Regions from separate parts of the Homo sapiens genome. Here region 1 is linked to region 2. The links are chromatin loops, found by intact Hi-C in ENCODE. Cell type or tissue: dorsolateral prefrontal cortex. All regions are shown on one strand. Links, peaks and the distances in the headings refer to the core of each region. The heading gives the core; the rest is flanking DNA. Region 1 holds the start of LINC01535 (long intergenic non-protein coding RNA 1535). Region 2 has its middle 14 kb from the start of ZNF875.

Region 1 (13,801 bases), core at 4,684-12,683, 65 kb after region 2:
GAGAGGGAGGCGATAGTCCTCCAGGGGCTACTCCAGGGGTGTGGGGGTATCTCCCTTTCAAGGGGCTGTTTCCTGTGTTAACTGACTCCCCATAAAAAAAAATTATATATACTAACAAATGATATTGTACCCCATAAATTGTACATGTTTGCTTAAAAATATTTCAAAGAATTGTTTTGGCTGATTTTTATCTATCTTCTAAATTATATATATTTATGGGGTATAAAATGATGGTATGACTTTTCATTACGATGTGGAATGATGAAATCAAATTAACCAACCCATTACCTCAAATACTTGACTTTTTTTTGTGATGAGAATGCTGTTTAATCACTTTCATCACCACCTGCTGATGTCATCCATGCTAGGGACAGGAAAGCCTCCACACTCCCAGTAGACTCCCTCCAATAGACATCAGGGGTGTGGGGTAGATGGGAATAAAGGAGGCAGAGAGAGCAGTGGGGATGTACATAAAATCACCGTTCAGAGCTGCGCTGTCCAATAAGGCAGCCACTGCCACATGTGGCTGCTGAGCACTTGAAAGATTGCTAAGGCCAAGTGCGGTGACTCGCGCCTGTAATCCCAGCACTTTGGGAGGCCAAGCCAGATGGATCACTTGACGTCAGGAGTTCGAGACCAGCCTGGCCAACATGGTGAAACCCTATGTATACAAAAAATACAAAAAATTGGCCAGGTGTGGTGGCGTGTACCTGTAGTCCCAGCTAATAGGGAAGCTGAGGTGGGAAAAATCACTGGAACCTGGAAGGCAGAGGTTGCAGTGAGCCAAGATCATACCACTGCAGCCTGGGTGACAGAGTGAGACCCTATCACCCTATCTCAAAAAAAAAAGGCTTGGCGCAGTGGCTCACACCTGTAATCCCAGCACTTTGGGAGGCCGAGGTGGGTGGATCAGCTGAGGTCAGGAGTTCAAGACCAGCCTGGCCAACATAGTGAAACCCTGTCTCTACTAAAAATACAAAAAAATTAGCTAGGCATGGTGGTGCACGCCTGTAGTCCCAGCTACTTGGGAGGCTGAGACAGGAAAATCACTTAAACCTGGGAGGCGGAGGTTGCAATGAGCTGAGATCATGCCATTGCACTCCACCCTGGGTGACAGAGTGAGATTTCCTCTCAAAAAAAAAAAAAAAAGAAAAAAGAAAAAAAAGAAAAACAAACAAACAAAAAAGAAAAACAATTAGCTGGGCATGGTGGTGTGTGCCTGTAGTCCTAACTACTAGGAAGGCTGAGGCAGGAGGATCTCGAGCCCAGGAGTTTGAGGCTGCAGTGAGCTATGCTGGTGCCACTGCATTCCAGCCTGGGCCAAAAAAAAAGCAAGAGCCCATCTCAAAAAAGAGGAAGAATGCAAACTATCTCATTAATAATTTTTATTTTGATAAGACGTTGAAGTGATATTCTGGATAATACTAACATTTTAGGTGAAATAAAACACATTATTAATTTCACCTGCTCCCTTTTAACTTTTCTTTCTTTTCTTTTTTTTGTGTGAGACAAAGTCTTGCTCTGTTGCCAAGGTTGGATTGCAGTGGTGCACATGACCTCGGCTCACTGCAGCCTCCACCTCCCAGAATCAAGTGATTCTCATGTCTCAGCCTACTCGGGAGGCTGTAATCCCAGGCACCTGCTACCATACCCGGCTAATTTTTGTATTTTTAGTAGTGACGGGGTTTCACCATGTTGGCCAGGCTGGTCTCGAACTCCTGACCTCAGCTAATCTGCCCACCTCAGCCTCCCAAAGTGCTGGGATTACAGGTGTGAGCTACCATGCCCAGCCTCTTTTTAACTTTTCTAAAGTGACTACTAGAAAATCTAAAATGACGTATGTGTCTGGCATTGTATTTCTATTGGAAAGCACTGCTCTAGAGAGAAATGGTCTCTAGGGAGGCAGAAACATGAGAAACACAAGAGAGGTGGATGGAGGGAAGTGACAGACACATCTGGTGGGTACCTTCAGGTGTTGACAGCAGGAACCCAGGAGATTCAGCAGGGGGACAGGCCCCCATCTATGCACAGCAGGAGAGTAGCATGGCTGATGCTAGGGGTGCTAAGCTGACATACAGAAGTATTCAGCTTTATAAACGTGAAAAACACACCGGTAAGTCACATCCCACAGAACAAATCATAATAGAAATGAAAAAACACTAAGGAACAAATGAAATGATATATAAATATCCAGTACAAAAACTAGCTGGCTTAAGAGACAGGCCCCTTCTCTCCAATATAAGTTCAAATTATAAGAGAAATGAGGGTCCAAATCAAAAAGCCAAGATTGCTGTGATGGTTCATTTTGAAGCAGGAACGTCAATTCCATGCTGGGGTTGAAGGTGCCCTCTACTGTTCCCGCTGTTCTTTGCCCTTTTTGAGGAAAACTGCCTTTCCTGTTAAGTTAGAAATCTGTAGCAGAGAGAAGACTGAGGAAAAACCAAATTTGGGTATTTAAGAAACTAAAGTTCAAAATTACCTGCTAAAGAGAATGAATGTCGAAGGAAAATATAAAATACTTCTTCATGAACAGTAAAGAAAATTCTAACAACCAAAACTTTTGTAATTAGGGTAACAGAAATGGCAGTTTAATCCTCCTGAAGGAATTTTAATTTCTCACTAACAGTACTTCAAAGCTAGGCGTAGAAAATTATTTTTATAGCTTTTCACAAGCATTAAAGCTAAAAATCCAAAATCAGGTCTTTCTCTGATAGGAATTTCTAAAAACAGAAGAAGCCTACAGGACTTTAACCTGGAAGCTACTCCGGGAATCGGGAATGTTTCCTCAGGGCACAGCTACAACTGAAACTTGTCAGGAATTTCAAAAAAAAACAAAACAGACAACTTTGGGATACGGCTGGAGGTCTACAGATGGGTCATTTTATATCCTGAGGTCTGAACAAGATGATTATAGCCCCTTAAAATGATGTACACAAAAGGAGAATAAATTGGAAGAGAGCACAGATGAGTGGTTTATAGGGAGGACCTGCTTTTTTTCCTCTAGTTTTCAGGTCTCCTCGTTGCTGAGGGATCCAGCCCCAGCTCTAGACCAAGAAATGGGAAGATTTTAGAGTGACTAGTGATCTATCATCTACAATTATTAAACATTCTCAGCAGTTTATGCAAAAAATAACAAAACCACTGCAGATAACTAAGACTAGGTAATACATATAATGTTTCCCAAATACCTACCCACAAGCTGAACAATTTTTTTTTTTTTTTGAGACAGAGTCTCGCTCCGTCACCCAGGCTGGAGTGCAATGGCAAGATCTCAGCTCACTGAAGCCTCCACCTTCCGGGTTCAAGCGATTCTCCTGCCTCAGCCTCCCAAGTAGCTGGGATTACAGGCGTGTGCCACCATACCCGGCTAATTTTTGTATTTTTAGTAGAGACGGGGTTTCGCCATGTTGGCCAGCCTGGTCTCAAACTCCTGACCTCAGGTGATACCCCCACCTCAGTCTCCCAAAGTGCTGGGATTACAGGTGTGAGCCACCAGGCCCGGCCAAGCTGAACAGTTCTAAGCTGTTAGGATCATTGCCTCTATTATCACCATGACATCAGGTCACCACCAAACCGTCAAGTGCTAAACAGACAGAATGTTTCCACTCCTGATCCACTGTGTGGAGAAGCACAGAGCTTACCCATGGGGAGCTGCATCAGAAGAGACGCACACGCACCGGGGCGTGCATTTGAATGAAGCAATCACACTTCCATCCCCACAGCTCCTCTGTCCACAGGCACTGTAGTCTGTGCCCTCATGTCTTCTGGGAGACATAGTGGGAAGGTAACCCCCACACCAGTGACACTATGGGGAAAGAGACACTGTGGGACTTTGCCCTGATTTCTCAGGGGCCTTTTCTCTTTTCCGTTTGGGTTACATGTAGACTTCCCTACTGTCCACCTGACCACTCTCGTGCTGCCCAAAACCATAGCTTAAGTCACCACCTAGGCCTTTCTTGGTGTAACTATTGAAAGGTGAGCCTTATCTGTTCAATCTCTATAGAGATTCATCCAAAATCTGGACCTACAAGAATAAAAAAACAAGATTTTCCTGAATATGTCTGGCCTCTCCCTTCTGTGGGATACCCTTAAGAACTATCAGCCCCTCTTTGCTCAAAAACTCCTTGTGACCCTCTTTTGGGAACACAGGGAAAATCCCCCCGGCTCCACACAGTATAGCGCAGGACAGACCCACAGAGAACAAGACCCAAGAGAACCCACCATAATACAAAGTCAGGGAGGGGTGTCCACCATCAAATGTTCAAGCTTGCAGTGGGCCGGGGAGGTAGTGGGTCCTGAGCTCCAGATCCTAGTGGAGGTGGGAGGTGGGCATTAGGCTTTGGACACATGTAGGCCCAAATTACATCTGTGCAAACTCACACACAATGAAAATTACACCAGGTCGGGTGAGATGGTTCAGAAATGACAGAAAGCAGAGGAAGAGGCTGAAAATATGGGCTTCTCTGTAAACTGTGAGGACAATAAATGCCAGCAACAACCCAGGAAGTGTTTATACCTGCATTTCTTCAATTAACAGGGCAAAGTTAGAGCAGCAAGGACCAGATGGGGGCCAGGCACTTCCCCTGGGGCAACCGATGTAAACCTGGAAATCAGTCACCCTCGGCGTCACCATTTTCCTTATGATGAATCAAATATACAGAGAAGTTCACTGATGGGTTCAGCATCAGAAAGCTGATAAATAAAGGCTGGCTCTGAATCTAAATAGCAGCTGTTGGATTCCCAGGCATATACCAAATGCTTATTGACTAAAAATCACCCTCACTAGATAAGCGCAAAGAAACTCACTTTCCACATCTCTCAAGTTATCCATTCTGGTAGGTATTTGCTCTGTAAATTACATATGACAGAAGAAAAAGAAAATGAAAACTCAGGAAAGTAAACACACTTCTAAACTCATGAATGGTAAAATACAGGAATACAATATCCTTGAGAATCCATGAGACTATCCAAAGAAAATGCAATATACATGAGGGTAAAAAGGCCATTTGGCAAAGCCTGCAGAGTCCAAAATCTGGTTTACAAGGAAACTTACCTTCCAATGCATGCAAAACAGAGGAATTGGAAAAGAAGCTCCTAATGATCTTGAGAGGTGGGAACCTAATTATTAGCAGAGCAGCTGCAAAACAGGAAACATTGTGAGTTAAGTATTCAATTAAAAGAAAACATGATTCTACCTGGAAAAAAAAAAAAAGGAAAAGAAGCTCCTATCCTTATTGAGGTGAGAAAAATATCAGCACAAACAGAAGGAAATCATGCCAAAAAAAGTTACAGGCCAATTTCTAAACTACTGTTAGGTTTAAGGCAAACGAGAAAGTCCTGCCCTGACCAATGAACCAGAGCAGAAACTGTGCATTTCAAATACTGGGGGAAATGGACTGGGCATGGTGGCTCCCGCCTATAATCCCAGCACTACGGGAGGCCAAGGCGGGCGGATCACTGAGACCAGGAGTCCAAGACTAGCCCTGCCAACACAATGAAACCAGTCTCTACTAAAAATAGAAAAAATGAGCCAGGAGTGGTGGTGCACAACTGTAATCCCAGCTACTTGGAAGACTGAGGCACGAGAATCGCTCAAACCCATGAGGCGGAGGCTGCAGTGAGCCAAGATTGCACCACTGCACTCCAGCCTGGGCAACAGAGTGAGACTGTGTCTCAAAAAAAAAAAAAAAAAAAATACATATATACATGTATATATTGGGGGAAATGGTTGGCAGTGAGCTTGTTCTGTCCAGGATCCTTCTGATATATGGAAGAGTCTTTGATCCCTTCTCAAAATAATGCTGTAAACTACAGGAAATAAAATTCATAGAATTTCAAAGGAGACTAATTACTTAGAAATGCAGCTATTGGCCAGGAGTGGTGGCTCACCCCTGTAATCCCAGCACTTTGGGAGGCTGAGGTGGGCAGATCATGAGGTCAAGAGATCGAGACCATCCTGGCCAACATAGTGAAACCCTGTCTCTACTAAAAATACAAAAGTAGCTGGGCATGGTGACGTGTGCCTATAGTCCCAGCTACTCAGGAGGCTGAGGCAGGAGAATCGTTTGAACCCGGGAGGCGGAGGTTGCAATGAGCCGAGATCGTGCTACTGCACTCCTCCAGCCTGGATGACAGAGAGAGACTCCGTTTAAAAAAAAAAAAAAAAAAAGAAATGCAGCTATCAGGATACTTCAAATTTTTCTGATATATTAATAGGCATGTTGCTGTGGCAATTTTTAAAAAATGGCCACTCCTCCCTTTGAGAGGCAGAATCGATGTCCTGTCTCCCCGATCCTGGGTGGATTTGTTGTGTTACCTCATAAAAGACCACTCAGCATCTGCCCTGGGAACCTGTGCCACCTAAGAATTCTGACTACCCTGAGACTGCCAGGCTGTAAGGAAGTCAAGGCCACATGGAAACACTACATGTAGGCACTCAGTCCCAGCTGAGCCCCATCTTCCAACATCCCAAGCCAGGTATCAGATATAAGGGAACAAGCCTCCAAATGGTTCCAGCCCCCAGCTGTTGAGTCTTCCGTGCTGAAGCCAGACATCATGGACAGAGACAGCAGGCCACTCTTGTGCCCTGTCTGAAATCTTGACCATGAGCATGAGAATCCACAAACATAATGATTGTGTTGAGCCACTAAATTTTGGTGTAATTTCTTACACAGTAATAGTGCCTACAACAGCCACCTTAACATATTAAGTAACAATATCAAGTAGCAAGTCATCACTGGGAACTGTTATTTGGAATTGTCATTGGGAAGCAGTGACAACCATGAAGGCTATTTGGAGATGCTGTCAGATGACATAAAAACTGCTGTGGTCTCACTGTTAACAATGCCCCATACCCACGGGGTCTACGGCCTACATTCTGGATGGAAGGAAACACTACATTTTGGTTAGAGGAATGTGAAAATTTACATGGGACGGTCTCACAGGCCCCTAAACTTGGCTCATGGAAACTGCGGGTAATAAACTCAGAGTTAGAAGCAGTCGAAAGCATCAAGGCTGCTCATGAAAGAGCTGAGGGTTACGAACACAATTGTAGACAAGAAAAGAGAAAAGACAAAATGGTGGCTCAGCAGGGAGGTCACAGGGATAGCTGGTATTAGTTTCCAGACATCCAAGAAAAGGACACCCATCTGAGTAATGGATTGAGGGTCACTATTAAGATATGGGGAAATATCAAACGGAAACATTAGTGGCTAATGCTGGGCATTTCCAGAGCTCTCATATAACCACAAAAAACTTAATTTTAGGTACAATGTCAGAAGCAGAGGGGTGCTGAGAATTAAGGACAGGCCTATGAAGAATGTGGGGGCTGTTTTATAAAGCACCGAATCTTCACACCTCATGAAGTTAGCAACCTGGAGCCTATAGGAGGTGTCTCATTCACACTATGAAATAAATCCTGTGAAAGTAAGAGATCCACCAACATATATATATATATATATATATATATATATATATTTTTAGACTGAGTCTTGCTCTATGCCCAGGCTGGAGTGCAGTGGCACAATCTCGGCTCAATGAAACCTCCACCTCCCAGGTTCAAGTGATTCTCGTGCCTCAGCCTCCTGGGTAGCTGGGATTACAGGTGCCCGCCACCACGCCCGGCTAATTTTTGTATTTTTAGTAGAGATGGGGTTTCACCATCTTGGCCAGGCTGGTCTCAGACACCTGACCTCAAGTGATCCACCCGCCTCGGCCTCCCAAAGTGCTAGGATTACAGGCATGAGCCACAGCGCCCAGCCCACTGACTAAGATTTTAAAGGAGTTAAGAAGACAGAATCATTACCACTATAAAAAAAATCAAAACCCACTTTGGGAGGCCGAGGCGGGCAAATCATGAGGTCAAGAGATCGAGATCATCCTGGCCAACATGGTGAAACCCCATCTCTACTAAAAATACAAAAATTAGCTGGGCGTGGTGACACGCGCCTGTAATCCCAGCTACTCAGGAGGCTGAAGTAAGAGAATCACTTGAATCTGGGAGGTAGAAATTGCAGTGAGTGGAGATTGTGCCACTGCACTCCAGCCTGGTAACAGAGCAAAGGGAAAGACCTGACCATCCCCCAGCCGGACACCCATAAAGGGTCTGTGCTGAGGAGGATTAGTGAAAGAGGAGGGCATCTTTGCAGTTGAGGTAAGAGGAAGGCATCTGTCTCCTGCTCATCCCTGGGCAATGGAATGTCTCCGTGTAAAACCCGATTGTATGTTCTATTTACTGAGATAGGTGAAAACTGCCTTAAGGCTGGAGGTGAGACACGCTGGCAGCAATACTGCTCTTTAATGCACCGAGATGTTTGCGTACGCGCACACCAAAGCACAGCACCTTTTCTTAACCTTGTTTATGACAGACCTTTGTTCACATGTTTTCCTGCTGACCCTCTCCCCACTATTACCCTACTGTCCTGCCACATCCCCCTCTCTGAGATGGTAAAAATAATGATCAATAAATACTGAGGGAACTCAGAGACCAGTGCTGGCGCAGGTCCTCCATATGCTGAGCGCTGGTCCCCTGGGCCCACTTTTCTTTCTGTATACTTTGTCTCTGTGTCTTTTTCTTTTCTCAGTCTTTCATCCCACCTGAGGAGAAACGCCCACAGGTGTGGAGGCGCAGGCCCCCCCCTTCAACATCCCACTAAATAATACAACTGGCAAAAAGTGGGATTTTTAAAGGTTGGGGAGCCATATTAAACATAATCTAAATCAGGAGTTTATTTTATTTTATAAACCGAAACCCAGCAGTCACTCCCTCCCCTCAGGGCATTCTGCAACAAAACACCTGCCGAAAAATAAAAGGGTGTTTTACTTGAGTGGGCTGAAAAGTCCCCGTTTTTATACCTTTAATCTCCAGATCCTATGTGTCAGAGGTCGGGAAACTACATCAGCCCCAGTCCGGGCGCCCATGAGACCTGTGGACGGACGGGGAAGGGCCTGGACGCAGCCCGGGCCCCAGTTTCTGCCGTGGCGATGGCCGATTGAAGGCCAGGACTCCCCGCCGCTGACCCTCCAGTCAGGAGGGTTAGGCAGGCGCTCCCATGTTAGGCAGGCGCTCAGCCGAACATCCCAAGGTTGCGGAACCACTATACCCGCCGTGCGCCTGGATGGCATCTGCAGACCCAGCGTCCGCCGGGCTCCCGGAAACGTGGGGGCGGGCTTCCGGAAACGGTGACCAATGGGAAACGCGACCAGCTGACAGTCCTATCCAGGCAGCACAGAAAGAAGGGAAGGTGGCAGTCAGACTTAAGTAGACAGATCTTTTAGCCAATGGATGTGCAAGAGAGGGGAGGTTTGCTCCATGTTGGCCAGTAAGAAGTGCTTGGGCCGACCCGCCTCCAAGTCCTGGGAGGACAGTTCAAATTATGGAGGAGGGGCTGGTGCTAGGCAGCAGTGGCGAGGGGAGTAGTGGGGATTAGGGGGAGCACGAGATCATTCACCTTTGCCGCTCAGATTACCAAGCCTGTGACTTTGAGAATGGGTGTCTTCCTTGCAAGGTTTCAATCTGAGGCTCTTGGGAAGAGGGAGGAATTGGAGCCTGATGGAAGCGCTGGTGAGAGGAGCGGGTGTAGGGAGAGTGGAGAATGTGTCAGTCAGGCGGTGTCTTTATTCCTGGCACCTCACTTAGCCTGCCCTAGTTTCTCAGTCTATTCCAGGAGCATGCTCTTGACCCTGCAGGGGCCTGAAAGGGAATGTTGCTCGCCAGTCTCTGCTTCCTTGGACTGGATTGGAATTGGTCCCACGAACTTAGGCATTATGATATATTGTTGCGTTTAGATTCACTTGGTTTTTACATTGTGCTTTCTTTTCCCCTTTCCCTTCAAGGATTTAGAATGTTTTATTTGCTCTGTTTAATTATATATGATTGCCTTGAAGATTTCACCTTGAATTAAAATTACATGTTTTTGCCTGTCTTTATTAATATTTAAAAATACTAAAATAACACATGTTCATAATGAAAATGAAATATTACAAATAAATATAAAGGAAAGGCAGTATTCCCCCTCCAGTTCCACTCTTGAAATAACGAGTTAACAAGATGATGAGCATCTTCCCATTATGTTCTCCACGATTCATGTAAGTATTTACACACATACAGAAGCATATACAGTAGTCCCCCTTTATTCATGGTTCTACTTCCCACAGTTTCGGTTACCCACAGTAAATTGTGGTCTGAAAATATTAAATGCAAGATTCCCGAAAGAAACAATTCATAAGCTTTAAATTGTGGGCTGTTCTGAGGAGCGTGATGAAATATCTCACTGTCCTGCTTTATTCTGCCTGGGATATGAACACCCCTTTGTTCAGCAGATGCACGCTGTATGCGCTACCCTTAGTCGGTGAGTAGCCAACTTGGTTATCAGACTGACTGCCGCAGTATCACAGCGCTTGTGTTTAAGTGACGCTAATTGTACCTAATGATGGCCCTAAAATGCAAGAGTAGTGATGCTGTCAATTTAGATATGCAGAAGAGGAGCCCTAAAGTGTTTCCTTTAAGTGAAAATGTGAAAATTCTTGACTGAATAAGGAAAATAAGTCGTGTGCTGAGGTTGCTAAGATCTATGGTAAGAACAAATCTTCTAGCTGTGAAAGTGTAAGGAGGAAAAGAAATTTCTGCTAGTCTTGTTTGTTGAACCCCAAGCTCTAAAAAATACAGCCACGTGTGATAAGTGCTTAGTTAAGATTAAAAAAAAAAAACATTAAATTTGTGCTTGGAAAACATAAACAGAAATGTGTTCTGATCGACAGCAATTGGGTCATACTATCCACGGTTTCATACATCCTCTGCGGGTCTTAGAACACATCTCCTGCAGATAAGGGAGGGCTACTATATAAAGTTTCTTTTATTATTATTATTATTATAAAGCATTTTCCTTTTTTAATATAACAATTTGAATCAGACACCACTTCAGGTACAAAGATATTAGGATACCTTTAGAGTAGAAAGGGAGCTAACTCATTCTTTCTAAGAGTTAAAGTATCTTCCATTATATGAGCATTTAAGATGTTAAAGTACTTTTGCACCAAAAATAATACTTTTTTTTTTTTTTGAGATGGAGTTTCACTCTTGTACCCCAGGCTGGAGTGCAATGGTGTGATCTTGGCTTACTGCAAACCCTGCCTCCCGGGTTCAAGCGATTCTCCTGCCTTAGCCTCCTGAGTAGCTGGGATTACAAGCATGCGCCACCACACCCGGCTAATTTTTGTATTTTTAGTAGAGACGGGGTTTCACCATGTTGGCCAGACTGGTCTCAAACTCCTGACTTCAGGTGATCCTCCCGCCTCAGCCTCCCAAAGTGCTGGGATTACAGATGTGAGCCACCACGCCTGGCCTGTAAATATTATTTTACTTATATGAGTTTTTACTTCTGCTGGGACAAATTGCACGAGTAAACAAATATATGTGCATATAATGTAATATATGTGTATATAATTATATATGTGAATCTACAACTTAATATATACACATACATAAAATAACATATACAATTTAACATATACACAAATATAAGCTGGGTGCCGTGGCTCACTCCTGTAATCCTAGCAGTTTGGGAGGCCAAGGTAGGGGATTGCTTGAACCCAGGAGTTTGAGACCAGCCTAGGCAACATGGTGAAACCACATCTGTACAAAAAATACAAAAATTAGGTGGGTGCGGTGGCATGTACCTGTAATCCCAGGTACTTGGGACGCCAAAGTGGGAGAATTGTTTGAGCCCAACAGGCGGAGGTTGCAGTTAGCCAAGATCATGCCACTGTACTCCAGCCTGGGTGACACAGCGAGACTCTGTCTCAAACAAAAAGTCAAAAAACAACTGATGCTGGTGAGGCTGCGGAGAAAAGAGAATGCTTATACACTGTTGGTGAGAGCATAAAATAGTCCAGCCAGTGTGAAAAGCAGCCTGGAGATTTCTCAGAGAACTTAAAACAGAGCTACCATTTGACCCAGCAATCCCATTACTGTGTATCTACCCAAAAGAAAAGAAATCATTCTACCAAAAAGACAAATGCACTTGTATGTTGATCGCAGCACTATTCACAATAGCAATGATGGGGAATCAACCCAGGTGCCCATCAATGGTAGACTGGATAAAGAAAACGTGGTACATCAAGCTCATCCAACCCACGCTCCATAGGCTGCATGTGGCCCAGGATGGCTTTGAATGCAGCCCCGCAATCCACCCTCATCCAAAATGCACAGCAATGATTGGATATGTTGGCTATGTTTAAAGACCCTTCAAGTAGGAAGTAAAGGGCATAAATGAATGAACAGTGATACTGCAGCAGATAGGATAATAGTCCAAGTTTATTTATAAAATATATCCCATCCTGTCAAATACTGCTAGAAAAAAGGGTTCATCTAGAAGATGTTGAGGTTAGAGCATATATTTTCATTGACAGAACTTTAGTTATTTGAACTTTTGCAATCCCATGTAAATTATCTTATCTTGTATTCCAAAAATCCCATGCTATCCACATCTATTTGGTTCCTGAGTTCAGACACTAAGAAATACAATCTTATCTAAATCAATTTGATTTTCAAGTTTCAGAAAGTAGAAAGTTTGATTTATCAGAATTGTTTTTTCCTAAATTCAGAATGTGACAAATATTTATTTTCAATGGGTTACTAGATTTGATTTGCTAATTTATAATGCTGTATTTTCATAACTGATTCTGGACAAATTGTTTTGGGTTCTAGTAGGTTGTAACATCAGGATTATGACAAATTTTAAAAATAGATAATTTGCTATCTCAGTCTATGTCCTAGAAGAGTTTCCTAAGACATTTCATAGATTTCACCTATAAAAATCTCTACCTTGGTGTCTTTTTTAGTGTAGCAATTTGACATTTAAAATATATTTTAAGAAAAATTTTATTTCACTTATTTATTTTTGAGAGAGTTTCACTCTTGTTGCCCAGGCTGGAGTGCAATGGCATGATCCCCGCTCACCGCAATCTCTGCCTCCCGGGTTCAAGCCTTTCTCCTGCCTCAGCCTCCTGAGTAGCCGGGATTACAGGCATGAGCCACCACGCCCGGCTAATTTTTTGTATTTTTAGTAGAGACAGGGTTTCTCCATGTTGGTCAGGCTGGTCTCAAATCCCCGACCTCAGGTGATCCACCCGCCTTGGCCTCACAGAATGCTGAGATTACAGGCGTGAGCCACCATGCCTGGCCAGTCTTATTTTTTTAAATAAGTTTATTCTGGAGGGAGGTCTATTAAGATTTTACACCTCCAGTTAATTCTGATGTCGTCAACTTATTAAAAATCACAGACTTTTTCCAGATTTTCAGATATATTATAAAAATGTCTATAATACCAACTTTTAAGTTTGTTGTTTTAATTTTTTTTTTTTTCTGTAGAGATGAGGGGAGGGGGATCTCATTATGTTACCTAGACTGGTCTTGAACTCCTGGCCTCAAGCCATTCTCCTACCTCAGCCTCCCAAAGTGCTGGAATTACAGGCATGAGCCACTGCAACCAGCCTTAAGTTTTTAAATTGAGATCAAATTCACACAGCATAATATTCACCCTTTTAAAGTGTATAGTTGAGTGACCTGTAGTATATAAACAAAATTGTACAACCTTTACCCATGCCACATTTTCATTACCCCAAATGACACAGTTCTTTTAAGTTTACATATATAGCCATTTCAATTTCTCATATACAATATTGTTTATTTGTCATCCTTATTTCACCTCTGGAATCACTAAACTTTGTCTCATTTTTTTTCTCTTCCATCAAATATCAATTTTGGATTCAGATCCAGTTTTTTTCTTTCAATTATTTCTGC
Region 2 (14,724 bases), core at 6,713-14,712:
GAACACAATCACTACACCCATTTCTTATGAACCTTTCTGACATTAAAATAATTCTATCACTCACATAGAAATTTGTAAAAATAAATTTTCATTTTTGATACGAGCGAGTATGATTTTTTTTTTTTTTTTTTGAGGAGTTTTGCTCTGTGGGCCAGGCTGGAGTGAAGTGGCAAGATCACGGCTCACTGCAACCTCTGCCTCCGGGTTCAAGCGATTCTCCTGCCTCAGCCTCCCAAGTAGCTGGGATTACAGGCCTGCACCACTACACGAATAATTTTGTATTTTTAGTAGAGACGGGGTTTTGCCATGTTGGCCAGGATGGTCTCAAACCCCTGACCTCAGGTGATCTGCCCGCCTCGGCCTCCCAAAGTGCTGGGAAAACAGGTATGAGCCACTATGCCTGCCCCTGAATATGAAATTCCGTATTAGTTTAATGAAATCTCTAAAATATATAGAAAATAAAAATAATTACCAAAAATGTTCAATGATGCAAAGCAACACACAGTGAGATATTACATCCTAAAACATATAGACCTGTCATTTAAAAATCAAGTAGAAACATAAGGGGCTCTATACACACCTTTTGAAATAAGTTTCCTGGCCAGGGAAAATGGCTCATGCCTGTAATACCAGCATTTTGGGAGGCCGAGGTGGGCGGATCACCTGAGGTCAGGAGTTCAAAACCAGCCTGGCCAACATGGTGAAACTCTGTCTCTACTAAAAATACAAAAATTAGCTGGGCATGGTGGTGGGCACCTGTAATCCCAGCTACTCGAGAGGCTGAGGCAGGGAGAACTGCTTGGACCCAGGAGGCAGAGGTTGCAGGGATCCGAGACCTGCCATTGTACTCCAGCCTGGGAGACAGAGCAAGACTTCATCTCGAAAAAAAAAAAATTATAATAATAAAATAAAATAAGCTGTCTAGGTTGTGCATGGTGGCCCACCCTTGTAATCCCAGCACTTTGGGAGGCTGAGGCGGGCAGATCACTTGAGGTCAAGAGTTCAAGACCAGGCTAGCCAAAATGGCAAAACTCTGGCTCTACTAAAAAGACAAAAATTAGCCAGGCATGGTGGTGCACATCTGTAATCCCGGGTACTCGGGAGGCTGAGGCAGGAGAATCACTTGAATCTGGAAGGCAGAGTTTGTAGTGAGATGAGATCACGCCACTGCACTCCAGTCTGGGCGACAGAGCGAGACTACAACTCAAAAAAAAAAAAAAAAAAAAAGCTTTCTAATTTAACTTTAGAATTTGAAATTCTTTCAAGAAAGAGGTACTCAAAAAACATGAAAAGTATGTGAGTCACTAATGTATCAAAGAAAACAATCATTCTTGTATTGCAAATAAATACCCAACCAAGACAAAAAGGCACGTCACATGTTATGGGAAAAGACTGAAATGAGGGTGAGAGGAAAACTGTGACCCTTGAATGTAAGACAGAAAAAAATCAGGCAGGATGTTAAGGAATTGGAAATAATTCTCCATATTAAAGGATTACAAGAGACAGGAAGAGAGGAGGGACACGATAGTCACAGACTGCAGGGGTGTGGGGTAGATGGGAATAAAGGAGGCAGAGAGAGCAGTGGGGATGTACATAAAATCACCCTCCAGAGCTGTGCTGTCCAATAAGGCAGGCACTTGCCACATGTGGCTGCTGAGCACTTGAAAGATGGCTAGTCCAACCTGAGAAATGCTGTAAGTGGAAAACACATTTTAAAAAAATTCTGAATACTCAGTATAAAAGAAAGAATGGGCCAGTGTGGTGGCTCACATCTGTAATCCCAGCACTTTGGAAGGCCAAGACAGGAGGACTGCTTGAGCCAGGAATTTGAGACCGGTCTGGGCAACATAGCAAGACCTCATCTCTTCAGAAAAAAAAAATCAGGCCAAGTGCAGTGGCTCACGCGTGTAATCCCAGCACTTTGGGAGGCCAAGGTGGGTGGATCACTTGAGCTCTGGAGTTCAAGACCAGCCTGGACAACATGCTGAAACCCTGTCTTAACAAAAAAATACAAAAATTATTCAGGCGTGGTGGCACATGTTTGTGGTCCCAGCTACTTGGGAGGCTGAGGTGGGAGGATCATTTCGGCCCCAGATATCGAGGCTGCAGTGAGTCAAGATTGTGCTACTGCACTCCAGCCCGGCTGACAGAGTGAGACCCAGCCTTTAAAAAAAAAAAATTAGCATGGCATGGTGGTGTGTGCCTGTAGTCCAAACTACCTGGAAGGCTGAGGTAGGAGGATCTCTTGAGCCCAGGAGTTTGAGACTGCAGTGAGCTATGCTGGTGCCACTGCATTCCAGCCTGGGCAACAAAGCAAGACCCTGTCTCAAAAAAAAAAAAAGTAAATGATTTCATTAATAATTTTTATTTTGATAAGATGTTGAAGTGATATTTTGGATAATGCTAACATTTTAGGTGAAATAAAACATTAATTTCACCTGTTTCTTTTTAACTTTTCTAAAGTGACTACTAGAAAATCTAAAATGACGTATGTGTCTGGCATTGTATTTCTATTGGAAAGCACTGCTCTGGAGAGAAATGGTCTCTAGGGAGGCAGAAACATGAGAACCACAATAGAGGTGGATGGAGGGAAGCGACAGACACATCTGGTGGGTACCTTCGGGTGCTGACAGCGGGAACCCAGGAGATTCGGGTGTGGACGGGCCCCCATCTATGCACAGCAGGAGAGTAGCATGGCTGACACTAGGGGTGCTGAGCTGACATACAGAACTATTCAGCTTTATAAAAATGTGAAAAACATACCGCTAAGTCACTGACATTCCACAGAACAAATCATAATAGAAATGAAAAAACAGCCGGGCACAGTGGCTCAGGCCTGTAATCCCAGCACTTTGAGAGGCTGAGGTGGGCAGATCACGAGGTCAGGAGATCCAGACCATCCTGGCCAACACGGTGAAACCCCGTTTCTACTAAAAACACAAAAACAAAATTAACCAGGTGTGGTAGCATGAGCCTGTAGTCCCAACTACTCCAGGGGCTGAGGTGGGAGAATGGTGTGAACCCGGAAGGCAGAGCTTGCAGTGAGCAGAGATCGCCATACTACACTCCAGCCTGGGCAACAGAGCGAGACTCTGTCTAAAAAAAAAAAAAAGAGAGAGAGGTTCAATCTTGATGGAAAATATAAAACACTTCTTCATGAACATTAAAGAAAATTCTAACAACCAAAACGTTTGGAATTAGGGTAACTGAAATGGCAGTTTAATCCTCCTGAAGGAATTTTAATTTCTCACTAACAGTACTTTAATGTTAGGGGTAGAATATTATTTTTTATAGCGTTTCACAAGCATTAAAGCTAAAAATCCAAAATCAGGTTTTTCTCTGACAGGAACTCCTCCTCAAAACAGAAGAAGCCTATAAGACTTTAACCTGGAAACTACTCAGGGAATCTGGAATATTCCTTCCAGGGATATCTGCAGTTGAAACCTGGCAGTAATTTTAAAAAAACCAGACAACTCTTGGGGTATGGTTGGAGCCTGAGGTCTACAGATGGGTCATTTTATATGCTGAGGTCTGAACAAGATGATTTTAACCCCTTAAAATGATGGAAACAAAATAAAACAGAATAAATTAGAAGACAACACAGGTGAGTGGTTTAAAGGGCCTACTTGCTGTGTTTCCTCTGGTCTTCAGGTCTCCTCCCTGCGGCGGGTTCCAGGCGCAGCTCTAGACCAAGAAATGGGAGGATTTTAGAGTGACTGGTGATTTCTCTATCATCTGCAGTTAGTAAACGTTCTCCGCAGTTTATGCAAAAAGTAACAAAACCACTGCAGATGACAAACACTAGGTAACACACATACTATCTCCCAAATACCTACCCACAAGCTCAACAATTTTAAACTGTTAGGATCATTGGCTCTAATCACCATGACATGAGGTCACCACCAAACCATCAAGCGCTAAACAGACAGAATGTTTCCACTCCTGATCCACTGTGTGGAGAAGCACAGAGCTTACCCACTGGGGCCCTGCATCAGAAGAGATGCACATGCACCGGGGTGTGCATTTGAACGGAGCGATCAAACCACCGTCCCCACAGCTCCTCTGTTCATGGGCACTTCAGTTTGTGGCCTCATGTCCTTTGGGGGACACAGTGGGAAGGTAACCCACATGCCAGTGACATCATCAAGAAAGAGACACTGTGGCACTTTCCCCTGATTTCTCAGGGGCCTTTTCTCTTTTCCGTTTGGGTTACATGTAGACTTCCCTACTGTCCACCTGACCACTCTCGTGCAGCCCAAAACCATAGCTTAAGTCATCAGCTAGGCCTTTCTTGGTGTAACTATTGAAAGGTGAGCCTTACCTGTTCAATCTCTAGAGAGACTTGTTCCAAATCTGGACCTAGAAGAATAAATAAACAAGATTTGCCTGAGTAGGTTTGGCTTCTTCCTTCTTGGGGAAAGCCCTTAAGAAATATCAGCCCCTTGGCCAGGTGCCCACCTGTAATCCCAGCACTCTGGGAGGCCTAGGCGGGCGGATCACCTGAGGTCAGGAGTTCGAGACCAGCCTGGCCAACACGATGAAACCCCGTCTCCACTAAAAATATTAAAAAATTAGCCAGGCGTGGTGGTGGGCACCTGTAATCCCAGCTACTCTGGAGGCTGAGGCAAGAGAATTGCTTGAACCCAGGAGACGGAGGTTGCAGTGAGCCAACACGGTGCCACAGAACTCCAGCCTGGGAAACAGAGTGAGACTCTGTTTCAAAAAAAAAAAGGAAATATCAGACCGTTTGCCCAACAACTCCTTGTGACCCTCCTTTAGGAACACAGTGAAAATCCCCCCGGCTCCACACACTATAACGCAGGACAGACCCACAGAGAACAAGACCCAAGAGAACCCACCATAATACAAACTCAGGGCGGGGTTTCCACCATCAAATGTTCAAGCTTGCAGTGGGTGGGGGAGGGTAGTGGGTCCTGAGCTCCAGATTTTCGTGGAGGTGGGAGGTGGGCATTAGGCTTTGGACACATGTAGGCCCAAATTACATCTGTGCAAACTCACACACAATGAAGATTACACCAGATCGGGTGAGATGGTTTAGAAATGGCAGAAAGCAGAGGAAGAGGCTGAAAATATGGGCTTCCCTGTAAACTGTGAGGACAGTAAATGCCAGCAACACCCCAGGAAGTGTTTACAGCTGCATTTCTTCAATTAACAGGGCAAAGTTAGAGCAGCAACAACCAGACAAGGGCCAGGCACTTCCCCTGGGGCAACTGATGTAAACCTGGAAATCAGCCACCCTGGGTGTCACCATTTCATGATGAATCAAATATACAGAGTAGTTCACTGATGGGTTCAGCATCAGAAAGCTAATAAATAAAGCCAGAGTCCCAGGCATATACTGAATGCTCATTGACTGAAAATCAATCACTGGATAAGCGCAAAGAAACTCACTTTCCACATCCCTTACGGTATTCTCTCTGGTGGGTATTTGCTCTGTAAATTACATACAACGGAAGAAAAAGAAGAAAATGAAAACTCAGGAAAGTAAACACACTTCTAAATTCATGAATAGTAAAATATGAAAATATCCCTGAGAATCTATGAGAATATCCAAAGAAAATGCAAAATGGGAGCGTAAAAAGGCCATTTGGCAAAGCCTACAAAATGAGTCCAAAATATGGTTCACAAGGAAACTTACCTTCCAATGCATCCAAAACAGAAGAACAGCAAAAGAAGCTCCTGATTCCTATTGAGGTGAGAATATCAGCACAAACAGAAGGAAATCAGACCAAAAAAAAAGTTACAGGCCAATTTAAATGAGAAACTCCTGCCCTGACCAATAAACCACAGCAAACACTATGCATTTCAAACACTGGGGGACGTGGGTGGGGGTTAGCCTGTTCTGTGCAGGACCGTTCTAACATACGGGAGAGTCTTTGACCCCTCCTCAGAATAATGCCATATACTACCAAAAACACAATTCACAGAATTTCAAAGGAGACCAATTACTTAGAAATGCAGCTATCAGGATGCTTTAATTTTTTCTGACATATTAATAGGCATGTTGCTGTGGTAGTTTTAAAAAATGGCTCAACATTTCTTGCCACTCCTCCCTTTGAGAGGCAGAATCGATGTCCTCTCTCCCCGATCCTGGGTGGATTTGCTGTGCTACCTCATAAAAGATCACTCAGCATCTGACCTGGAGCCCTGTGCCTCCTAAGAATTCTGACTACCCTGAGGCTGCCAGGTGAAAGGGATGGCCTGCCCCTCCACACCTGAGGGTGTTTCTTGTCGGGTGGGACGGGAAACTGAGAAAAGAAAGAGACACAGAGACAAAGTATAGAGAAAGAAAAGTGGGCCCAGGGGACTGGCGCTCAGCATACAGAGGACCCATGCTGGCACTGGTCTCTGAGTTCCCTCAGTATTTATTGATCATTATCTCTACCATCTCAGAGAGGGGGATGTGGCAGGACAATAGGGTAATAGTGGGGAGAGGGTCAGCAGGAAAACATGTGAATATCTCTGTGTCATAAACAAGGTTAAGAAAAAGGTGCTGTGCTTTGATGTGCACATACATAAAAATCTTGGTGCATTAAAGAGCAGTTAATCGGGTTTTACACAGAGACATTCCATTGCCCAGGGACGAGCAGGAGACAGATGCCTTCCTCTTATCTGAAGTGCAGAGGCCCTCCTCTTTTACTAATCCTCCTCACCACGGACCCTTTACAGGTGTCGGGCTGGGGGAACGTCAGGTCTTTTCCTTCCCACGGGGCCATATTCCAGACCATCACAAGGGGAGAAACCTTGGACAATACCTGGCTTTCCTAGGCAGAGATCCCTGCGGCCTTACACAGTGTTTTGTGTCTCTGGGTACTTGAGATTAGGGAGTGGTGATGACTTTTAACAAGCATGCTGCCTTCAAGCATTTGTTTAACAAAGCACATCCTGCATAGCCCTAAATCCATTAAACCTTGAGCCAACAGAGTACGTTTCTGTGAGCACAGGGTTGGGGGTAGGGTTACAGATTAACAGCATCTCAAGGCAGAATAATTTTTCTTAGTACAGAACAAAATGGAGTCTCTTATGTCTACTTCTTTCTACACAAACACAGTAACAGTCTGATCCCTCTTTCTTTTCCCCACACCAGGCTGTAAGGAAGTCAAGGCCATATGGAAACACTACATGTAGGGACTCAGTCCCAGCTGAGCCCCCTCTTCCAACATCCCAAGCCAGGTATCAGATGTGAAGGAACAAGCCTCCAGATGGTTCCAGACCCCAGCTGTTGAGTCTTCTGTGCTGAGGCCAGACATCACGGAACAGAGACAAGTGGGCTACCCTTGTGCCATGTCTGAAATCCTGACTATAAGCATGAGAATCCACAAACATAATAAAATGATGGTTTGAGCTACTAAATTTTGGTGTAATTCCTGACATAGTAATAGTGTCTGTAACAGCCACTTTAACACATTAAGTAACAATAGCAAGTAGCACATCATCACTGGGAACTGTTATTTGGAATTGTCATTGGGAAGCAGTGACAACCATGAAGGCTATTTGGAGATGCTGTCAGATGACATAAAAACTGCTGTGGTCTGACTGCTAATAATGCCCCATACCCAAGGGCTCTACAGCCTGTATTCAAGATGGAAGGAAACACTATATTTTGGCTAGAGGTATGTGAAAATTTCATTCATGGGCCCTTCTCATGGGCCCTAAACTTGGCTGATGGAACTGCAGGTAATAAACTCAGAGTTATGGCCGGGTGCGGTGGTTTACACTTGTAATCCCAGCACTTTGGGAGGCCGAGGCGGGTGGATTACGAAGTCAGGAGATCGAGACCACGGTGAAACCCCATCTCTACTGAAAATACAAAAAATTAGCTGGGCGTGGTGGCGGGTGCCTGTAGTCCCAGCTACTGGGAGAGGCTGAGGCAGGAGAATGGCGTGACCCCAGGAGGCGGAGCTTGCAGTGAGCTGAGATCACACCACTACACTCCAGCCTGGGTGACAGAGCGAGACTCCGTCTCAAAAAAACATAAATAAATAAAATAAACTCTGAGTTAGAGGGAGTCAAAGGAATCAAGGCTGCTCATGAAAGAGCTGAGGTTACCAACTCAAGTGTAGACAAGAGAAGAGAGAGAGGAAAAAAATGGTTGTTCAGCAGGGAGGTCAGAGGGATAGCCGGTCTTAGTTTCCAGACATCCAGGAAAAGGACACCCATCTGAGTAACGGATTGAGGGTCAGTATTAAGATATGGAGAAATATCAAGGAGAAACATTAGTGGCTAATGCTGGACATTTCCACAGCTCTCACATAACCACAAAAACATAGCTTAATTTTAGTAACAATGTCAGAAGCAGAGGGGAGCTGAGAATCAAGAATAAGGCCTATGAACAATGTGGGGGCTATTTTATAAAGCACCAAATCTTCACACTTCATGAAGATAGAGACCTGCCGCCTATAGGTGTCTCATTCACACTATGAAATAAATACTACAAAAGTCAGAGATCCACCAATTAACATTTTAAAGGATTTAGGAGATAGTGTCATTACCATTTTTATTATATATATATATATATATATATATGCCGGCTGCAGTGGAGCACACCTGTAATCCCAGCACTTTGGGAGGCCCAGGCGGGCGGATCACCCAAGCTCGGGAGTTCGAAACCAGCTTGACCAACATGAAGAAACCCAATCTCTACTAAAAATACAAAATTAGCCAGGCATGATGGTGCATGCCTATAATCCCAGCTACTCATGAGGCTGAGGCAGGAGAATAGCTTGAACCCGTGAGGCGGAGGTTGCAGTGAGCCAAGATCACACCATTGCACTCCAGCCTGGGCAACAAGAGCGAAACTCCGTCTCAAAAAAAAAAAAAAATCTAAACCAGCATTATAGTTCATAAAGGAAATCCCAAAACCTCCTTAACTGGTTGTTTCTTTCACAAAAGTTACTCTACATACGTGCCCCAAAAATTAGATTTCAAAGACATTGGGGAAAATACTACTACTAAGATATCAAAACCAGGAACTTACTTCCTTTAAAACAATTCCAAACTAACTCGCTGTGCCTTTCACAGAAATTTTCCACAAGAAATATGATTTTATAAGCTGGGCGCGGTGGCTCACACCTGTAATCCCTGCACTTTGGGAGGCAGAGGCGGGAGGATCACGAGGTCAGGAGATAGAGACCATCCTGACTAACACAGTGAAACCCCGTCTCTACTACAAATACAAAAAATTAGCGGGACGTGGTGGCGGGCGCCTGTAGTCCCAGCTACTCGGGAGGCTGAGGCAGGAGAATGGCGTGAACCCAGGAGACAGAGCTTGCAGTGACTCGAGATCACGCCACTGCACTCCAGCCTGGGCGACAGAGCGAGACTCTGTCTCAAAAAAAAAAAAAAAGAAAACAAATATGATTTCATAAAGCCTGAGAAGTTGCTGCTGTTAGGACAACCACCAAAACTAAAAATTGGTTTGATTAGCAACAACAACAAAATGCCATTTTAACTGGCTGTCCTTATCAGAGACAGTCCACTAAATAATACAACTGGCAAAAAGTGAGATTTTTTTTAAAGGTTGGGGTGCTTTATTATAAACATAATATAAACTAGTAATGTATTTTATTTAATAAACTTCAACCTACTGATCACTCCCTCCCTTCGAGGCGTTCTGCAACAAAACACCTGCCTAGAAATAAAAGGGCATTTTACCCGAGTGGGCTGAAAAAGTCCCGTTTTTACCTTTAATCTTGAGACAATACGTGTCAGAGGTCAGGAAACTACATCACAGTCAGTGCGGGCGCCCACGAGTCCGGTGGACGGATGGGGAAGGGCCGGGACGCAGCCAGTCCTAGTTCCCGCCGTGGCGATGGCCGATTTCCCAGCCGCGGACGCTGAAGGCCAGGACTCCACGCTGCTGACCCTCCAGCGTCCCACGTCCGGTGGGCGCTTGGCCGAACAGCCCAAGACTGCGGAATCACACTGGCCACTGTGCACTCGGACGCCATCTGCAGACCCAGCCTGTGCCGGGCTTCCGGAAACGGGAGGGCGGGCTTCCGGAAACGGCGACCAATGGGAAACGCGATCAGATGTTAGTAGGCGGACAGTCTGTTTCCAGGCAACACAAAAGGAAGGGACGCTCTCGGTTAGCCTCAAATAGACGGAGCTTTCAGTCAATGGATGTGCAGGTTCGCTCCACATTAGCCAATAAGAAGCGCTTGGGCCTGACCCGCCTACATGCGCAGCAAAAACTTTCTTGCGCATTTCAGCGCTGGAACGTCTACCCGCTGCGCCAAACCAAAACTTTGCAGTAATAGTTGATGCTGTTTCCTGCACTTTGGTGGAGATTTGCACCAGGCGCTGGAGACCGTCCCACCTGGCCAATGCCCACCTCCCGGTGAACACAGAGACCCAACTTTGTGCACCGCCAGTCTTGTTATCAAAAAACAGGCTAGTGCCAGGCGCGGTGGCTCAAGCTTGTAATCCCAACACTTTGGGAGGCGGATGCGGGCGGATCACGAGGTCAGGAGATCGAGACCACGGTGAAACCCCGTCTCTACTGAAAATACAAAAAATTAGCCGGGCGTGGTGGCGGGCGCCTGTAGTCCCAGCTACTCGGAGAGGCTGAGGCAGGAGAATGGCGTGAACCCGGGAGGAGGAGCTTGCAGTGAGCAGAGATCGCGCCAATGCACTCCAGCCTGAGCGACAGAGCGAGACTCCGTCTCAAAAAAAAAAAAAAAAAAAAAAAACCAGGTTAGTAAATTATAAAAAATAAAATAAAGGAAATGTAGCCGGGCGTGGTGGCGTGCGCCTGTAATCCCATCTACTCCGGAGGCTGATGCAGGAGAATCGTTTGAACCCGGGAGGTGGAGATTGCAGTGAGCCGAGATCGCGCCACTCCCCTCCAGCCTGGGCGGCAAGACCGAAACTCCGTCTGAAAAGAATAAAATAAAAGGAAATGGGGCCGGGCGCGGTGGCTCACGCCTGTAGTTCCAGCACTTTGGGAGGCCGAGGCGGGCGGATTACTTGAGGTCAGGAGTTCGAGACCAGTCCGGCCGCCAACATGACGAAACCTCCGTCTGTACTAAAAATACAAAAATTAGCCAGGCGTGGTGGCGGGCGCCTGTAATCCCGGCTACTCAGGAGTCAGAGGCACAAGAATCGCTTGAACCCGGGAGGCGGAGGTTGCAGTGAGCCGAGATCGCGCCCCTGCGCTCCAGCCTGGGCGACCGAGTGAGACTCCGTCTTAAAATAAAATAGGCCGGGCGCAGTGGCTCACGCCTGTAATCCCAGCACTTTGGGAGGCCGAGGCGGGTGGATTGCCTGAGCTCTGGAGTTCGAGACCATCCTGGGCAACATGGTGAAACTCCGTCTCTACTAAAAAAACAAAAATTAGCCGGGCGTGGTGGCACATGCCTGTAATCGTAGCTACTTGGGAGGCTGAGGCAGGAGAATCGTTTGAACCCGGGAGGGGGAGGTTGCAGTGAGCCGAGATCGCGATATTGCACTCCAGCCTGGGCGAGAGGATCGAAACTCCGTCTCAAAAAAATAAATAAACAAATAAATAAATATAAAGGAAATGGACAAAGGAAACACAAATGCATGAAATCAAACAAATGCTTTCTCTGACGGACTCCGTCTTTGCAAAACTGAACCTAGGACAATGTGCACGTTTCTACCTAGCAATTCCGGAGGACAGAGCGGGCAGGGAGGTGAACTTGCTTTTCTGTAATTTAATTGACTTGTCAGTAAAGTCAGTGTTTTGCAGGCATTTTCAGTGTTCTGTAGTGGGCTTTAGTTCCGATCACAGTGTGGCAGGCCAGGTTTCCATTAGCAACCAGAACAGTTTCCACTAACCCTTTACTATAATTTTGATGAATGCATAAGTTAAACGTTGAAGAAATGGAGAAACTGGTGCCTGAGTATCAGGGATGGAATGCGAAAACGAACCCATTAAGACCCTGCCTTGGTCTTCTCAGATCCTAAAGTCTGATCGAATAATAATAGCATTCTTACACATTCACCTCAGCCTGTCTTAAGATTCAGAAACTTTCCAAGACTCTAGAGAAATCTTTCCAGACCCTAGGCCCTAGTTAAAGATTAGATGTTGATTGAATGCAACACTTCTGCTTGTAGGTGCAGTCCCACACATACCGTGGACCTTAAGATGTCTATAAACACTAGAAAAAAACTTGTAACTTTGAGTTGGTCTGGTGAGTTACTTGGCCCTTCTCCATGTAATCGGTTGCAGAAATAAACTTTCTTCTTTCCCAGTCTGTCTGCATCCTATTGGAGAATCGCGACGGACTGACTCAGCAAACTCCTCTTTTGTGTGGTTATCTGGGACTCCTTTGGGAGGGAACATTTTAAATTTTCCATTTCAAAGGGTTCCATTGGCACTCTTGCACTGTTATTCTCTGCCTACCCTGAGACTTGAGTTCTCCTGGACTCGAATCTCCAGCCACAGAGTCCAGAAGCCCATACCTCCACATTCTGTGACTGTTCCCAAACACAGGGAGAATTTGCAGAAAATATGTATAAAAACCTTGCCATTCTTCGCAATAAAACCCCACATTACAAACTGGTGAAAACGGAGGATTTTAGCTTGAACAGGTTTTTCCTCTATTTGAAATCAATCATTTCCCTTTTACAATTTTGGAGTGAAGTTTCAAAATCAGTACGCACCCACTCCCAGGTTTATCCTTATGTAAAGTGCCCCCTCTGCACATGCAACATTTAATAAACCTTGAAAATATGATGCTAAGTGAAAGAAGCCAGTCACAAAAGACCACATGTTGTGTAATTCCATTTAAATAAAATATCCAAAATAGACCAATACATAGAAACAGAAAGTAGATTAGTGGTGGCCCGGGGTTAGGGGAGTTGGGGGGAACTGGAGGGATATGGGGTTTACTTCAAGGTAATGAAAATGATCTAAAACTTACTGTGGTGCTGTTTGCACAACTGTGCAAATATACTGAAAACCGTTGAATTTTACACTTTCAATGGGTGGCTTCTGTGATATGTTATTAATATTTCTCAATAAAACTTCAAAAAAAAATAGTGCCTATGTCTTTTTATGTATTATTCCTCCAGAGTCTAGTCCACATTTTTATACTTGATGAATAAATTAAGATTTTGTTTATTCTACTTCTTCTTCTTTTTTTTTTTTTTTTTTGAGACAGAGTCTCCCTCTGTTGCCCAGACTGGAGTGCAGTGGCACGATCTCAGCTCGCTGCAACCTCCAGGCTAATTTTTATATTTTTAGTAGAGACAGTGTTTCACCATGTTGGCTAGAATGCTCTCGAACTTCTGACCTCAAGTGAGTCCCCCACCTTTTCCTCCCAAAGTTCTGAGATTGCAGGCATGAGCCACCATACCCAGTCCAAGATTGAGTTTCCGTTGTTTCAGATGCCCTAGGACCATCTTATTCTACCTTAATTTCTGATGCATCATCTCAGTGGAAATTTTCCATTAGATGCCAAAGTATTTTACTCTTTTTAAGATTTTATCAGCTGGGTGCAGTGGCTCACACCTGTAATCTCAACACTTTGGGAGGCCAAGGTGGGAGTATCATTTGAGCCCAGGAGTTTGAGACCTGTCTCTGCAACATAGTGAGACCCACATATCTATAAAAAAAATAATAATAATTAGGTGGGCGTATTGGTGCATGCCTGTGGTCTCAGCTACTAGGTAGGTTAACGTGGGAGGATCTCTTGAGCCCAAGAGGTCGAGGCTGTGGTGGCCATGATTATACCACGGCACTCCATCGTGGGTGAAAGAGGGAGACCATGTCTAAAAAAAATTTTTTTTAATTAGAATTTTTTTTAGAAAACAAAGCATACACTTCGTGACTTGATATAAATGAATGACTTTTGTAATCTACAGAAACCAAAATAAATAAATAAATAAATAAAAACCCACATCCATTCTTTTTATGCGAGTCTTTGGTGTCTCTGAGTTATAAGAATTGTGAATTATGATCAATAACAAATATGTATGACAAGGACTCAATAAGGGATAGGCATTAATAAATTGCAATTCACACTGCCTGGAGTAAGGCCTTTAAAGATGTACAAGAAAAAGAAAGAAAATGAAAAGGCATTGAAAAACTGCATTGCCTACCAAAATGCTAAAGTTTACCTAAGTCCATTAATCAACACACACACACACACACACACACAATGGATGTGTAAAATGGTCAACACAGTCTCCCATGAGTGTATTCTCTTATCAATAGGTCTGTGGGGGTAAGAGATGAGGTTCTATACATCCTGGAATCGGGGATGGGAAATCTGAGGTCCCTGGGGTGACAGGGGAGGGTCTGTAGATTAGTGATAGGTGGTCTTTGGGATAGTGATGAGGTCCATGGAATCAATGATTGTAGGTATGTAGGGTCAGTGATGAGGGAATCTGGTGTGAGTAATGGGATGTGTGTGGAATCAGTGAGAGAGTGTGGAATCAATCTGTGAAAGCCCAGAACTGTGGTGTCATCTCTCAGGGTGACACATCCTGATCTGTGTGTCAGTGGTGGAGATTCTATGGGGTAAGAGTGTGGCTGTCAAGTCCCTGCCACTGTGTGTTCTGGGTCCCGCCAAGTGCACAGATTCCTTTACCTGGTTCTGGCTGGAGAGGCTCTTCTCAAGGACTCCTCTCGTGAAAGGTGGGTTGGTGGTGGTGTTTGTTGTTGTTGTTGTTGTTGTTGTTGTTGTTTCGCGGGGGGCGGGGTTGTCTTTTTCTTTTGGCTTTGGTTTTGACTCT

What was found. A loop is a pair of places that touch in the nucleus more often than their neighbours do. Peaks named below come from ENCODE experiments on the same cell type or tissue, not always from the same donor. Only the 100,000 strongest peaks of a DNase experiment are listed, where the experiment ranks them.
Region 1: it touches region 2 in a loop (5-fold over the local background); 2 of 110 quality-filtered maps call a loop at or near these places.

The regions. Positions count from the first base shown.
Region 1 is chr19:37,247,235-37,261,035 of GRCh38, reverse strand. ZNF383 (zinc finger protein 383) reads right to left here. Exons shown (of 6, transcript NM_001387601.1): 6 at 12,296-13,801. It overlaps LINC01535 (long intergenic non-protein coding RNA 1535), which reads right to left and starts at 9,151. Exons shown (of 3, transcript NR_110719.1): 1 at 8,854-9,151; 2 at 5,054-5,137. In dorsolateral prefrontal cortex, for the core only: no CTCF peak of the experiment used is centred there; DNase peaks (open chromatin) are centred at 9,175 and 9,604; H3K4me3 peaks cover 2,281 bases; H3K27ac peaks cover 1,063 bases.
Region 2 is chr19:37,313,168-37,327,891 of GRCh38, reverse strand. It overlaps a transcript of ZNF875 not described here. Among named protein-coding and RNA genes, the nearest start is that of ZNF875, 14 kb to the left of the region's middle. RefSeq lists enhancers at 6,380-7,028, 7,029-7,677, 8,750-9,647, 9,759-9,968 and a silencer at 10,149-10,248. In dorsolateral prefrontal cortex, for the core only: a CTCF peak has its summit at 9,974; DNase peaks (open chromatin) are centred at 10,021 and 10,871; H3K4me3 peaks cover 3,039 bases; H3K27ac peaks cover 2,033 bases.